Linked DNA regions of Homo sapiens: region 1 is linked to region 2. The links are chromatin contacts, found by Hi-C in ENCODE. All regions are on one chromosome and are shown on one strand. The core of a region is the stretch at or near the end of the contact, and the rest is flanking DNA. Distances in the headings are between cores, read along the strand shown.

What was found. Hi-C counts contacts between places; a loop is a spot of excess contacts on that map. Pooled maps may share reads with other maps.
Region 1: a map with no recorded cell type shows a loop between it and region 2 (3-fold over the local background). The contact joins the promoter of IL3RA here to the promoter of DHRSX in region 2. A Hi-C loop is called at or near these places in 8 of 37 single-sample maps with no recorded cell type and 6 of 50 pooled maps.

The regions. Positions count from the first base shown.
Region 1 is chrX:1,334,808-1,341,285 of GRCh38, reverse strand. IL3RA (interleukin 3 receptor subunit alpha) reads right to left here and starts at 4,501. Exons shown (of 12, transcript NM_002183.4): 1 at 4,360-4,501. LOC101928032 (a long non-coding RNA gene) reads left to right here. Exons shown (of 8, transcript XR_007068376.1): 8 at 3,770-4,012.
Region 2 is chrX:2,499,159-2,505,302 of GRCh38, reverse strand. DHRSX (dehydrogenase/reductase X-linked) reads left to right here and starts at 4,327. Exons shown (of 7, transcript NM_145177.3): 1 at 4,327-4,486. The coding sequence starts at 4,378. ZBED1 (zinc finger BED-type containing 1) reads left to right here and starts at 4,327. Exons shown (of 2, transcript NM_001171136.2): 1 at 4,327-4,486.

The sequences.
Region 1 (6,478 bases), core at 3,252-5,751, 1.2 Mb after region 2:
CCTTGTCGTCCAGGCTGGAGTGCAGTGGCATGATCTCGGCTCATTGCAACCTCTGCCTCCCAGGTTCAAGCGACTCTCCTGCCTCAGCCTCCTGAGTAGCTGGGATTACAGGCACTCGCCACCATGCCTGGCTAATTTTTGTATTATTTATTTATTTATTTATTTTTTGTGACAGAGTTTTGCTCTTGTTGCCCAGGCTGGAGTGCAATGGCGTGATCTGGGCTCACTGCAACCTCCGCCTCCCAGGTTCAACCGATTGTCCTGCCTCAGCCTCCCGAGTAGCTGGGATTATAGGCACCCACCACCATGTCCGGCTAATTTTTGTATTTTTAGCAGAGACGGGGTTTCACCGTGTTGGCCAGGCTGGTCTCGAACTCCTGACCTCAGGTGATCCACCCACCTCAGCCTCCCAAAGTGCTGGGATGACAGGCGTCAGCCACCGCGTCCAGCCCACTTTTTGTATTTTTTAGTAGAGATTTGACCATGTTGGCCAGGCTGGTCTCGGACTCCTGCCTCAGGTGATCCGCCCGCCTTTTCCTCGCCAAGTGCTGAGATTACAGGTGTGAGCCACCGTGCCCGGCTGTGTTTGTGTGTTTTCATGCATGCAGGTACACACAGTCTTTGTGTTTGAATGCATATGTATCTGTGCATGCATTCCACGTGTACACACATGTGCATAAATATATGTGCATACACAAATATACATGCATGAGTCTGTATGTGTGCATGCATGTGCCTAGAAGTGCATATTTATGTGCATGCATGTGTGAATGTATGTGTACAAATGTGTTTGCATCAGTGTGTATGTGTGCATGTATGTGCATGCATCTGTGTGTGTGTCAGCCGTTCCCTTTTGAAAGAAGCCCTGCCGGCTGGGTGCAGTGGCTCATGCCAGTAATCCCAGCACTTTGGGAAGCAGAGGTGGGCAGATTGCCCGAGGTCAGGAGTTCAAGACCAGCCTGGCTAACATGGTGAAACCCCGTCTCTACTAAAAATACAAAAATTAGCCAGGCGTGGTGGAGTGTGCCTATAATCCCAGCTACTCGGGAGGCTGAGGCAGGACAATCAGTTGAACCCGGGAGGTGGAGCTTGCAGTGAGCCGAGATGGCGCCACTGCACTCCAGCCTGGACGACAGAGCGAGACTCCGTCTCAAAAAAAAAAAAAAAAAAGAAAAGAAAAGAAAGAGTTGCTGCCCTGGGGGTTTAGCCCGTTCTTGGCTCGAGCTGTATCCACAAACCAGGAAAACACATCCTCTGCGGCACACCAGGAAGCTCAGATGACAAAGCAGTGGAAGGAAGTATAATTACAATGATGAAATCAACACACGGAAATTCCTAAGTGGCTGCAGTTACCGTAACAAGGGGGTACAGGACCTCAGCCTCCTGCACTGGAACTTTCTGCCGCATCCCAGAAAGGCTGGCTCTCCTACACTGTGCTCTGGGGTGGCAGCTGTCTTTTCTGGTTTTTTGTTTTGTTTTGTTTTGTTTTTTCTGAGATGGAGTCTCACTCTTGTTGTCCAGGCCGGAGTGCAGTGGCGCGATCTTGGTTCACTGCAACCTCCACCTCCCACGTTCAAGCGATTCTCCTGCCTCAGCCTCCCCAGTAGATGGGATTACCGGTGTCCGCCACCACACCCAGCTAATTTTTCTATTTTTAGTAGAGATGGTGTTTCACCATGTTGGTCAGGCTGGTCTCGAACTCCTGACCTCATGATCCACCCGCCTTGGCCTCCCAAAGTGCTGGGATGACAGGCGTGAGCCACCGCGCCCGGCCTAACATCTTTTAAAGAACCAAATGGCGTTAGCGTCAGTGGACCTTGCTTGTCTCCAAATTATAAATGGAAGGGGTGAGCCTGGAAAAAGCTGAGCCCCTTGAGGCTGGGGACGGGACTGAGGGCAGCAGGGAAAAGGTAAAATGAGGTTCCAGAGGCCTCGGAGCCCCTTCCTGCCTGGGCAGAGGGACCGCAGCCCACCTCCAAGGCAACAGGCAATCTCTAGAGTCTCCTTTCGGACAGAGCCTGTGTTCAGCTCATGGGCTCACCACACACAGTCACACTTGCCTGTAGGGGCTGTGGTCCAGGAAGATGCCTGAGTCAGAACGTTGGGAAATCTGTGCTCTTAACATTTATTGATTAATATTTTCATTGGCCAGGCGCGGTGGCTCACGCCTATAATCCCAGCACTTTGGGAGGCTGAGGGGGGTGGATTGCTTGAGGTCAGGAGTTCGAGACCAGCCTGACCAACATACAAAACATACTAAACATACAAAATCTCTACTACTCTACTAAACATACAAAGTCTCTACTAAACATACAAAAATTAGCCAGGCGTAGTTGCGGGTGCCTGTAGTCCCAGCTACTCAGGAGGCTGAGGCAGGAGAATTGCTTGAACCCGGGAGGTGGAGGTTGCAGTGAGCTGAGATCGCGCCACTGCACTCCAGCCTGGGCGACAGAGCGAGACTCTGTCTCAAAAAAAACCACCACTTCTATCTTCTAGAACATTGTCACGACCCCAAAAGGAGACTCCAGACCCATTAAAGACCCGTCCTTCCTCTTCCCCAGCCTGTGGCAACCACTCATCCACTTTCTGTCTCTGTGGATTTGCCTGTATCTGGACATAGGGAATAAATGGAATCATACAGACACTATGTATCTTTTTGTATCTGGCCTCTCTCAGGAAGCATGATGTCCTCAGCATTCACCCACATTGCCACCTGTGGCAGAGCCTCGTTCCTTTTCATGGCTGTGTAATATTCCACCGTGTGGCTGGACCACATTATATTTCTCCATTCATCTATAGATGGGTATGAGGACTCTCTCCACCTCTTGGCTAGTGTGAATAAAGCTGCTTATTCCTTTTCATGGCTGTGTAATATTCCACCGTGTGGCTGGACCACATTATATTTCTCCATTCATCTATAGATGGGGTATGAGGGCTGTCTCCACCTCTTGGCTATTGTGAATAAAGCTGCTTGTTCCTTTTCATGGCTGTGTAATATTCCACTGTGTGGATGGACATTATATTTTTCCATTCATCTATAGATGGGTATGAGGGCTGTCTCCACCTCTTGGCTATTGTGAATAAAGCTGCTTGTTCCTTTTCATGGCTGTGTAATATTCCACTGTGTGGATGGACATTATATTTCTCCCTTCATCTATAGATGGGGGTATGAGGGCTGTCTCCACCTCTTGGCTATTGTGAATAAAGCTGCTTGTTCCTTTTCATGGCTGTATAATATTCCACTGTGTGTCTGGACCACATTATATTTCTCCATTCATCTATAGATGGGTACGAGGGCTGTCTCCACCTCTTGGCTATTGTGAATAAAGCTGCTTGTTCCTTTTCATGGCTGTATAATATTCCACTGTGTGGCTGGACCACATTATATTTCTCCATTCATCTATAGATGGGTATGAGGGCTGTCTCCACCTCTTGGCTATTGTGAATAAAGCTGCTTGTTCCTTTTCATGGCTGTGTAATATTCCACTGTGTGGCTGGACCACATTATATTTATCCATTCGTCTATAGATGGGTATGAGGGCTGTCTCCACCTCTTGGCTATTGTGAATAAAGCTGCTTGTTCCTTTTCATGGCTGTGTAATATTCCACCGTGTGGCTGGACCACATTATATTTATCCATTCGTCTATAGATGGGTATGAGGGCTGTCTCCACCTCTTGGCTATTGTGAATAAAGCTGCTTGTTCCTTTTCATGGCTGCGTAATATTCCACTGTGTGGATGGACATTATATTTTTCCATTCATCTATAGATGGGTACGAGGGCTGTCTCCACCTCTTGGCTACTGTGAATAAAGCTGCTAGGAGGGACCTGAGGTTTCACCAGCCATCTGGAACATTCTGAGTCCCGCCAGCCTTTGAAAACCACTGAGAAACACTACAAGCAGGCTGGGGTCCCAGCCCCAAAAGCGGCTCCCCGGCTGGCAGTCAGCTCGCCCTGGGCGTGAGCTCATTGACTAACTGAACCAGCGCTTTCTAATAAACAGAGAACTCTAGCCATGTGTAGGTGTGTACATTTTCTAGCAAGCACACAGAAAAAGCAGAAAGCACTGTCAAATTACTCCTAATGCTATCACCTTTATAAACCCAAGGCATCTAACATGCTATGATGGCTTCAGCGTCCGATCCACTTACAAAAGGGTGAATGAGATCGCAAACATACTTCTCTGGTACCGGGTCATTCTATGTGTGGTGTGGTGCCCACACGGACAGCAGGTCTCAGCAGAAACCTGTTACATGCCAATGCCCCGTGTCTGCCAGCTTGGATTTGGGAACCCACAGTCCACCGCCTCCCCTGCCTGCCCTCTTTTTCCCTCATCCCACCCTGGAGGGGGGACCTTACCTTAAATGGAGATCAAAGTACTGTGTGGAAGAAACAGCCTTCGTGGTTCCAGTTGAGAAGATCTGGGGTGTCCTGATCCTAGGATGTTTCTGATATCTTCCCGTGTGCGCTGAAAGCAGCTTTCCCCGAAGAGAAACCGAAGGTTGTACTCCCCGATTGAGCTGTTTTATAACCTCCAGCTGGGGCCCCACCCCTGAAACTCAGACCCAATAAGGATCTGGCAGTGGGGAGGGGTGGGGGCTGTCAGAGACCCCCTTCTCTCCCACGGGCTGGGATCCTGGGGTCAGCAGCTTCGTAACCATGAACCTGACTTTCCTTGAAAGAAAGACTCTTTCTTTGAAAATTATCATGTTCCCGTTCTCATTTTTTTTTTTTTCTGCAAGTGTTTCTGTTTGCTATAATTAGAATTCTTGCTGGCTATACAGGCAGGGTTGGGCAACTTCCTGACATAGTAAATTCAGCCTTGGAGGCGTGAACGCTGGTGTCCAGGGGCTCCTGCCTGTGTTTCCTCCCTGTCTCGTGGGAAACAGCACCCAGACAGGGAGGTGGCCCCCGGTCTCAGATGACAGATCTTATTAAAGATATGTTAGTGGCCGGGTGCGGTGGCTCACGCCTGTCATCCCAGCACTTTGGGAGGCCGAGGCGGGCAGATCACTTGAGGTCAAGAGATTGAGACCAGCCTGGCCAACATGGTGAAACCCCGTCTCTATTAAAAATACAAAAATTAGCCCAGCGTGGTGGTGAGCACCTGTAATCCCAGCTACTCGGGAGGCTGAGACAGGAGAATCGCTTGAACCTGGGAGGCGGAGGAGGTTACAGTGAACCGAGATCGCGCCACTGCACTCCAGCCTGGGCGACAGAGCAAGACTCGGTCTCAAAAAAAAAAAAAAGATATCTTAGTGGTCAGGGGTGGTGGCTCACACCTGTCATCCCAGCACTTTGGGAGGCCGATGAGGGCGGATCACCTGAGGTCAGGAGTTTGAGACCATCTGGCCAACATGGTGGAAGCCCGTCTCTAGTAAAAATTTAAAAATTAGCCAGGCGTGGTGGCAGGTGCCTGTAATCCCAGCTTCTCTGGAGGCTGAGGCAGGAGAATAGTTTGAACCTGGGAGAGAGGTTACAGTGAGCCAGGATGGCGCCAGTGCCCTCCAGCCTGGGTGATAGAGCAAGACTCCGTCTCAAAAAAAAAAAAAAAAAGATATCTTAGTGGTCAGGTGCGGTGGTTCACACCTGTCATCCCAGCACTTTGGGAGGCCGAGGAGGGTGGATCACCCTGAGGTCAGGAGTTCGAGACCATTCTGACCAACATGGTGAAACCCCGTCTCTAGTAAAAAGAAAAAAGTTAGCCAGGCGTGGTGGTGGGTGCCTATAATCCCAGCTTCTCCGGAGGCTGAGGCAGGAGAATCATTTGAACCTGGGAGGCGGAGGTTACAGTGAGCCAGGATGGCGCCACTGCACTCCAGCCTGGGAAATAGAACGAGACTCCGTCTCAAAAAAAAAAAAAAAAATCTTAGTGGTCAGGCGCGGTGGCTCGCACCTGTCATCCCAGCACTTTGGGAGGCTGAGGCGGGTAGATCACCTGAGGGCAGGAGTTCAAGATCAGCCTGGACAACATGGTGAAACCCCGTCTCTAGTAAAAATTTAAAAATTAGCCAGGCGTGGTGGCAGGTGCCTGTAATCCCAGCTTCTCCCAAGGCTGAGGCAGGAGAATCACTTAAACCCGGCAGGCGGAGGTCACAGTGAGCCGAGATCACACCACTGCACTCCAGCCTGGTGACAAGAGCAAACTCTGTCTCAACAGAAAACAAACAAACAAAAACCCTTAGTAAAGTCCAGCCCTGAATGGGGCACTCACCAACCTGTCCCGGGCTTCTCTTTCCAACGCTGAAATCTGTTATTTCTGTTTACTCAGCACGCGCACTCCCAGACAGCCCTTCCCTTCCCTCTGAATGTATCAACTCTTCTCTGGTTCTCGGCACCCTTCCCAAATTCCACCCCAACCTCAGCCCTTCCCCAGAGCCTCCACCTTGCAGCCCGGCTCCTGTTTTTTTTTTTTTTTTTCTTTGAGACGGAGTCTCGCTTTGCTTGCTCTGTCATCCAGGCTGGAGTGCAATGGTGC
Region 2 (6,144 bases), core at 3,078-5,577:
GCAGTGGCTAAAAACATTCACATGGAAATCAAAGTCAATATATGACAGATGATGAAATGAGCCTCTGAGAAGATAAGTGGGTTGTGGGGAAGGTAGGGGTGTCTCCCAAACCATTGCTGGAAGCACCAGGTGATGCATTCTGCTTTTAGCCCCCCAATTCATGGCTCTAGACGTCACTATCCTTTTGCTCACAAACATCCTTTTAGATAACTACCAGAAGTCCCCAAAGGGAGGAGCATGTCGGGCTACAATAAGCCCACTCCCCTGCTGCTCCTGGTGGAATCCTTGGTCCTTCTGAATTTGGCAGTGGGGTCACGGTTTCACACCCCATGCAACGGCAGCTCTCCTGGGAAAACTTTAAGGTGGGGACAGGGGTGACTGTGGATTTTCCCAATGCTTCTGGCTGGGTGCCCTGGCCACACCTAGGCATACCTGGTCACACCTGAGGATACCTGGGCACGCCTCAGGATATCTGGACACATGGCCAAACGAGAAAGCTTCAGTTTTCTCATCTGTAGGACAGAAGGTTGCAAAGGCTGGAATAACCTTTTTTTTTTTTTGAGATGGAGTTTCCCTCTTGTTGCCCAGGCTAGAGTGCAATGGAGCAATCTCGGCTCACTGCAACCTCCGCCTCCTGGGTTCAAGCAATTCTCCTGCCTCAGCCTCCTGAGTAGCTGGGATTACAGGCATGCGCCATTATTTCCAGCTAATTTTGTATTTTTAGTAGAGACAGAGTTTCTCCATGTTGGCCAGGCTGGTCTCGAACTCCCGACCTCAGGTGATCTGCCCGCCTTGGCCCCCCAAAGTGCTGGGATTACAGGCGTGAGTCACTGTGCCTGGAGAAGCCCTCTTTTTTAATTTAATTTTTTTATATAAAAATAATAAAGACAGGTTTTGTTATGTTGCCCAGGCAGGTCTCGAACGCCTGGGCTCAAGCAATCCACCCTTCTCAGCCTCCCAAAGTGCTGGGATTGTGCGCGTGAGGCGCTGCACCTGGCCCACAAGGAGCCTTCTTAATCCAACCTGGTTACTGAATCACACCTGAGCATACCTGGCGACACCTGAGCATACTTGGGCACATGTGAAGATACCTGGCACACTTGGCCAAATGGGACAGCCCCATCCCTTGGTCTTCCTGGCCTCAGTTTCCTCATCTGTAGGACAGAGGGTTGCAAAGGCCACAAAGACCCTTCTTAACCCAGCTTGGTCACCTGGCCACACCTGAGGTCGCCGGGTAGGTCTCTGTATTCCAATCATCTTAGATCTGCACCAGAGCCCACCCAGTGGCTGGGTGCAACCTGCACACTGGGGGTGCCCCTTAGTGCCTGTTGAGGTTCTGTGGGGAGTGAGGCCTGGAGGGTTCAATTCCTATGGGAGTGGGGATGCATCCCAATGGGGGCCAAAGTTCCAGATAGGTTGTGGCCCTGCAAGGTGCCAGGGTCCCAGTGAGATGTGGAGTGTGGGGTTCTGGCTCCCAGCAGGGATAGAGTTCCTGGCTAGGGTCAGGTGACTTGCTGGTGGAGATTCTCACTCCTGGACCTCGGCAGGGGCTGGGGGGTGCCCATCGGCACGTGTATGAGGGTGCAGACCTAGAGTGAAGGTGGAGGTCTGGGTCCTGGGGATGATAGGGTTGGTGATTTAGGGTCCCAGTGTTGCAGGAGAGGGGTCCCGATCTAGCCCCCAAGAGTGGGTTCTTGGATATTGCTCAAGAAGTAATTCAAGGTAAGTCATAAGAGTACAGGGAAGTTTTAGTTTATTAGAAACTATTCCATTACATGCTGGGTGTGGTGGCTCATACCTGTAATCCCAGCACTTTGGGCGGCCGAGGTGGGCAGATTACCTGAGGTCAGGAGTTTGAGACCAGCCAGGCCAACATGGTGAAATCCCATCTCTATTAAAAATACGAAAATTATTTGGGTGTGCTGGTGCATGCCTGTAATCCCAGCTACCAGGGAGGCTGAGAGAGGAGACTCTCTTGAATCTGGGAGGTGGAGGTTGCAGTGAGCTGAGGTTGCGCCACTGCACTCCAGCCTAGGCCACAGAGCCAGACTCTGTCTCAAAAAAAAAAAAAAAGAAAAAGAAAGAAAGAAAAAAAAAGAAACTGTTTTGTCATAGAGGTGTAACACCTTGTGTTTGTTTTAAAGCTTCCTTCTATAGGGGTCTGTCTTATCTATGTAAAAGCTAGGTTATGTCTGACGGCGTGACATTTATTCCTTAGTTGATTTAGAGAGAGCCATCCTTTGCATTTTCGCGCCCAAGCACGTCCATGCATGACTGTAATTATCTTTAACAGCATATGTGGTTACGCGATATGGCGACATCCAGACATTCCGCTGTCGTCTGTGTTTGTCCTTGGAGGCATTATTAAGTCATTTCTTCAGCCGTAAACATCTTATGACCATGGGCCGTGACCGGCAAGGAATGTGTCTTCCTGGTTTTTAAGATGGAGTTGATGATTAAAATGGTGTCACCCCAGCTCTCCCAGGCTCCTGTCTCCCAAACACAGCGGGTGTTAGGATCTGTGTGGAGTCCCGGATGCCAGGTCTGGGGTCCCCTGGGGGACCAGGTGTGGGACTGGGAGGGTTGTGGTGGGGTGAAGGTCTGAGTGTCTGGGTGGGGGGTTCCATGAAGAATTCCAGTAGGAGTCTGCTGGGGGGTCCATGTGGGATTTCAGCCTTGGCCCTGGTAAGGGTCTGGGTGGGGGTTCTGTGCTGGTCTGGGGTTCCCTGAGGGAGCCCAGGTAACTCTGTGGTTGTCTGGGGTTCCCAACCAAGGTCTGAGTAGGGGTCTGCTGTCCCAGTAGGGATCAGGGTGGGGAGGGGGCTCGTGGTCCCTGAAGTAGTCTGGAGTTCTCTGCAGGGGCCGGGAAGGGGGTCTGTGATCCCTGCAGGGTTGTTGGGGGCAGGGAAGTGGAGGGGTAGGTTTGGTGGGTGGTGTCTGTGGCCTGGCAGGAATTGGGGTGGGGTCTGTGGTCTCAGTAGGAACTGGGGTGTGGGGTCCGTGCTTGGGGCAGGTTCTGTGGTGTCAGCAGGAACTGGGGTGTGGGGTCCGTGCTTGGGGCAGGTTCTGTGGTGTCAGTACGAATTAGGGTGTGGGGTCCATGGTCCTTACAGCTGTTCAGAGTCCTCTGTGGGAGTCCTGGTCCATAATCCTGGCATGGCTCTGGGTGGTTGTCTGGGGTTCCCTATGGGGTCCAAGTCCTTGTGGTCCCTGCTGAGGTCTGCGTGGGGTTACATGATTCTGGCTAAGATGGGGAGGGTGGTTCCCGTGGTGGTCCTGGTCCCCTGCAGGGTCTGGGTAGGGGATCTGTGATCCCATGGTGGGGGTCCTGGCTGGGGCTTGAATGGGGTTCCATGGTCTTGGCTGGAGTGTGGGGTCTTGGAGAGGCAGTCCAGCTGGGGTCTGTAGTCCTGGGGGGCGTCCTGGCAGGGGTCTGTGGTCTTGTGGGGTGCTGGCTGGGGCCTGTGGTCCGGGGGGTGGTTGTGATGGAGGTGGAGGTCCTAGAAGGGGGCCCCAGTAGGGGTCTGTGATCCTGGAGAGGGGTCCTGGTGGTGGGGGTCCCAGTGGAGGTCTGTGGTCCTGGGGGGCCCTGGGAGGATCTGTGGTACTGGGGAGTCCTGGTGGAGGTCTGTAGTCCTGGTGGGGTTCTTGGTGGGGTGTCTGGGCGTGCCCCAGTGGGGGGGCCTGTGGTCTTGGGGGTCCCAGCAGGGGTCTGGGGTCCTGGGGGGTGTTCTTGGGAGGAGTCTATGGATCTGACTTGGGTGCTGGCTGGGGTCTGTAGTCCTGGGGGCGTCCTGGCTGGGGCTGTTGGTCTTGTGGTGGTGGGGATCCCTGCTGGGGTCTGCAGTCCTGCCGGGAGGGGGAAGGGTCCCTGCTGGGGTCTGTGGTCCTGGAGGAGGTGTGGAGGGTCCCTGCTGGGGTCTGTGGTCCTGGGGGGGATTCCTGGCTGGGGTCTGTGGTCCTGGCTGGGGGTGTGTGTGGGGGGTCCCTGCTGGGGTCTGTGGTCCTGAAGGGGGGGTCCTGACTGGGGTCAGTGGTCCTGGGGGCGTCCTGGCTGGGGTCTGTGGTCCTGGGGGGGGGGGTCCTGGCTGAAGTCTATGGTCCTTGCAGGGGGGGGTTCCTGGCTGGAGTCTGTGGTCCTGGGGGGGGTGTCCTGGCTGGGGTCGGTTGTCCGCTCGGGGTCCCCAGTCCTGCAGGCGGTGCGGGATCCCAGAGGGCCCGGGCGGGGTCTGGGGTTGGGGGTTCCCCGCAGGCCGGGGCGGTTCGGGGCGGGCAGGGGGCGGTCCGGGGCGCGCGCGTTTCCGCCGTCCGTCCGGGCGGGCGGGCGCAGAGTCCCGCGGGCGGCGCGGAAGCGGCGGCGGCGCGGCCGGGGCAGCCATGTCGCCATTGTCTGCGGCGCGGGCGGCCCTGCGGGTCTACGCGGTAGGCGCCGCGGTGATCCTGGCGCAGCTGCTGCGGCGCTGCCGCGGGGGCTTCCTGGAGCCAGGTCAGCGGGGCGGGGCAGGGGTCAGGGCTCCGGGGACCCGGGTGGGCGCGGGCTGGCTCGGGGGCGGGGGCGCGGGGGCTCCGCGTGACCTTGGCGAGGCGGTGGCGCTCCCGGAAGTGGGGCTGGGCGGGGGTCGAGGTGTGGCCGGGGGTGGGGGGGGGGCGGCGTGCGCGCTGGGACCTCCCCGCCCCGCGCTTTCCGTCCCCGCCGGCTCTTCTGCGCGCCTGGCCCGGCCCGACCCGGCCCGACCCTTCCCTCCCCGCGCGTGTGGCCTCCCCGCCTGTCCCGGGTCGGGCTCCAACCAAGCAGCCCCCGTGCAGCCGCCCCCCCGCGCACCCTGACACCTCCGGGCCATGGCCGGGGACCCGGGGGCTCGCACGCCCCGCGCCCAAGACATCAGGCGGCTCTGCCTGCCGCCTGCGGTCGGCCAGTGACCGCGCGCCCCCGCCAGGCCCCGGAGGGGAGGAGCGGGCGTCCCAGGGACCTCGACCCCTACCCACCCCAGGGTAAGTGAGGATGGGCCCTTCTCCGGAGGACGTCTCCAGAGGGGGCCCAGAGGCGGCTTCTCGGGCACTGGGGAGCCACGGAGGTCTGGTGGGGAGGGCAGGCCCGTTAAGTGGCAACTTTGTTTCCTTGGCCTTTGTAAACATCTCTGAGTCACAGATCTCCAACTTTGCAGGACTCGTTCACTGTCTGAACTCATCAGTGATGACCGCCACTGTGTTTTGTGTATGCAGATAACTTCTGTTCCTAGATTTGCAGGTTCAGAATTTATTATTATTATTATTTTTTGTAATAGGAAGTAGAGATGAAGTCTTGCTCTGTTGCCGAGGCTACTCTCGAACTCCTGGGCTCAAGCAGTCCTCCTGCCTCAGCCTCCCAAAGTGCTGGCATTACAGGCACCAGCTACTGCATCCGACTAATGTTTTAAAGTTTTGTAGACGGGGTCTTGCTATGTTGCTCAGGCTGGTCTCGAACTCCTGGGCTCAAGCGATCTTCCTTCCTTTGCCTCCCAAACTGTTGGGATTACAGGTGTGAGCCACCACACCTGTCTAATGTTTTAATTTTTTTGTGTAGCAATAGGGTCTTGCTACGTTGCCCAGGCTGGTCTGAAACTCATGGGCCGAAGCAATCCTCCTACCTGGGTCCCCCAAAGTGCTGGGTTTACAGGCGTGAGCCACCACGCCTGGCTAATGTTTTAAATTTTTTGTAGAGATGGCATCTCACCATGTTGCCCAGGCTGGTCTTGAACCCCTGGCCTGCAGCAATCCTCCAGTCTGGGCCTCCCAAACTGCTGGGATTACAGACAGAGCGCCACTGTGCCCAGCCCATATTCTCAATTTAAACCTAGAAACCTGTAAACAATTATTTGTGAACTGGAATAAAGGGAATGTTAATTCCATGTTAGGTTAAATGATACTTTGTTTCAAAAATAACAGTTTTCCAAAACAGAGCGTTCAGAGGGTCAGTGTGGTGGGGGTGGGGGTGTACGTTGCCCTGAATGTCTTAAATGTCCAGCCTAAGAAGAGAGCTGTTATTTCTGCCTCTGTAGACAGTTTCATGGCATGTCAGGAGGCCTCTGGAAGACACTACTGCACGCCTCTGGGAGACTGGGAGTCAGCCAGGCGAAGCGCTTGGGTGCCTTATTGTGAAATGAC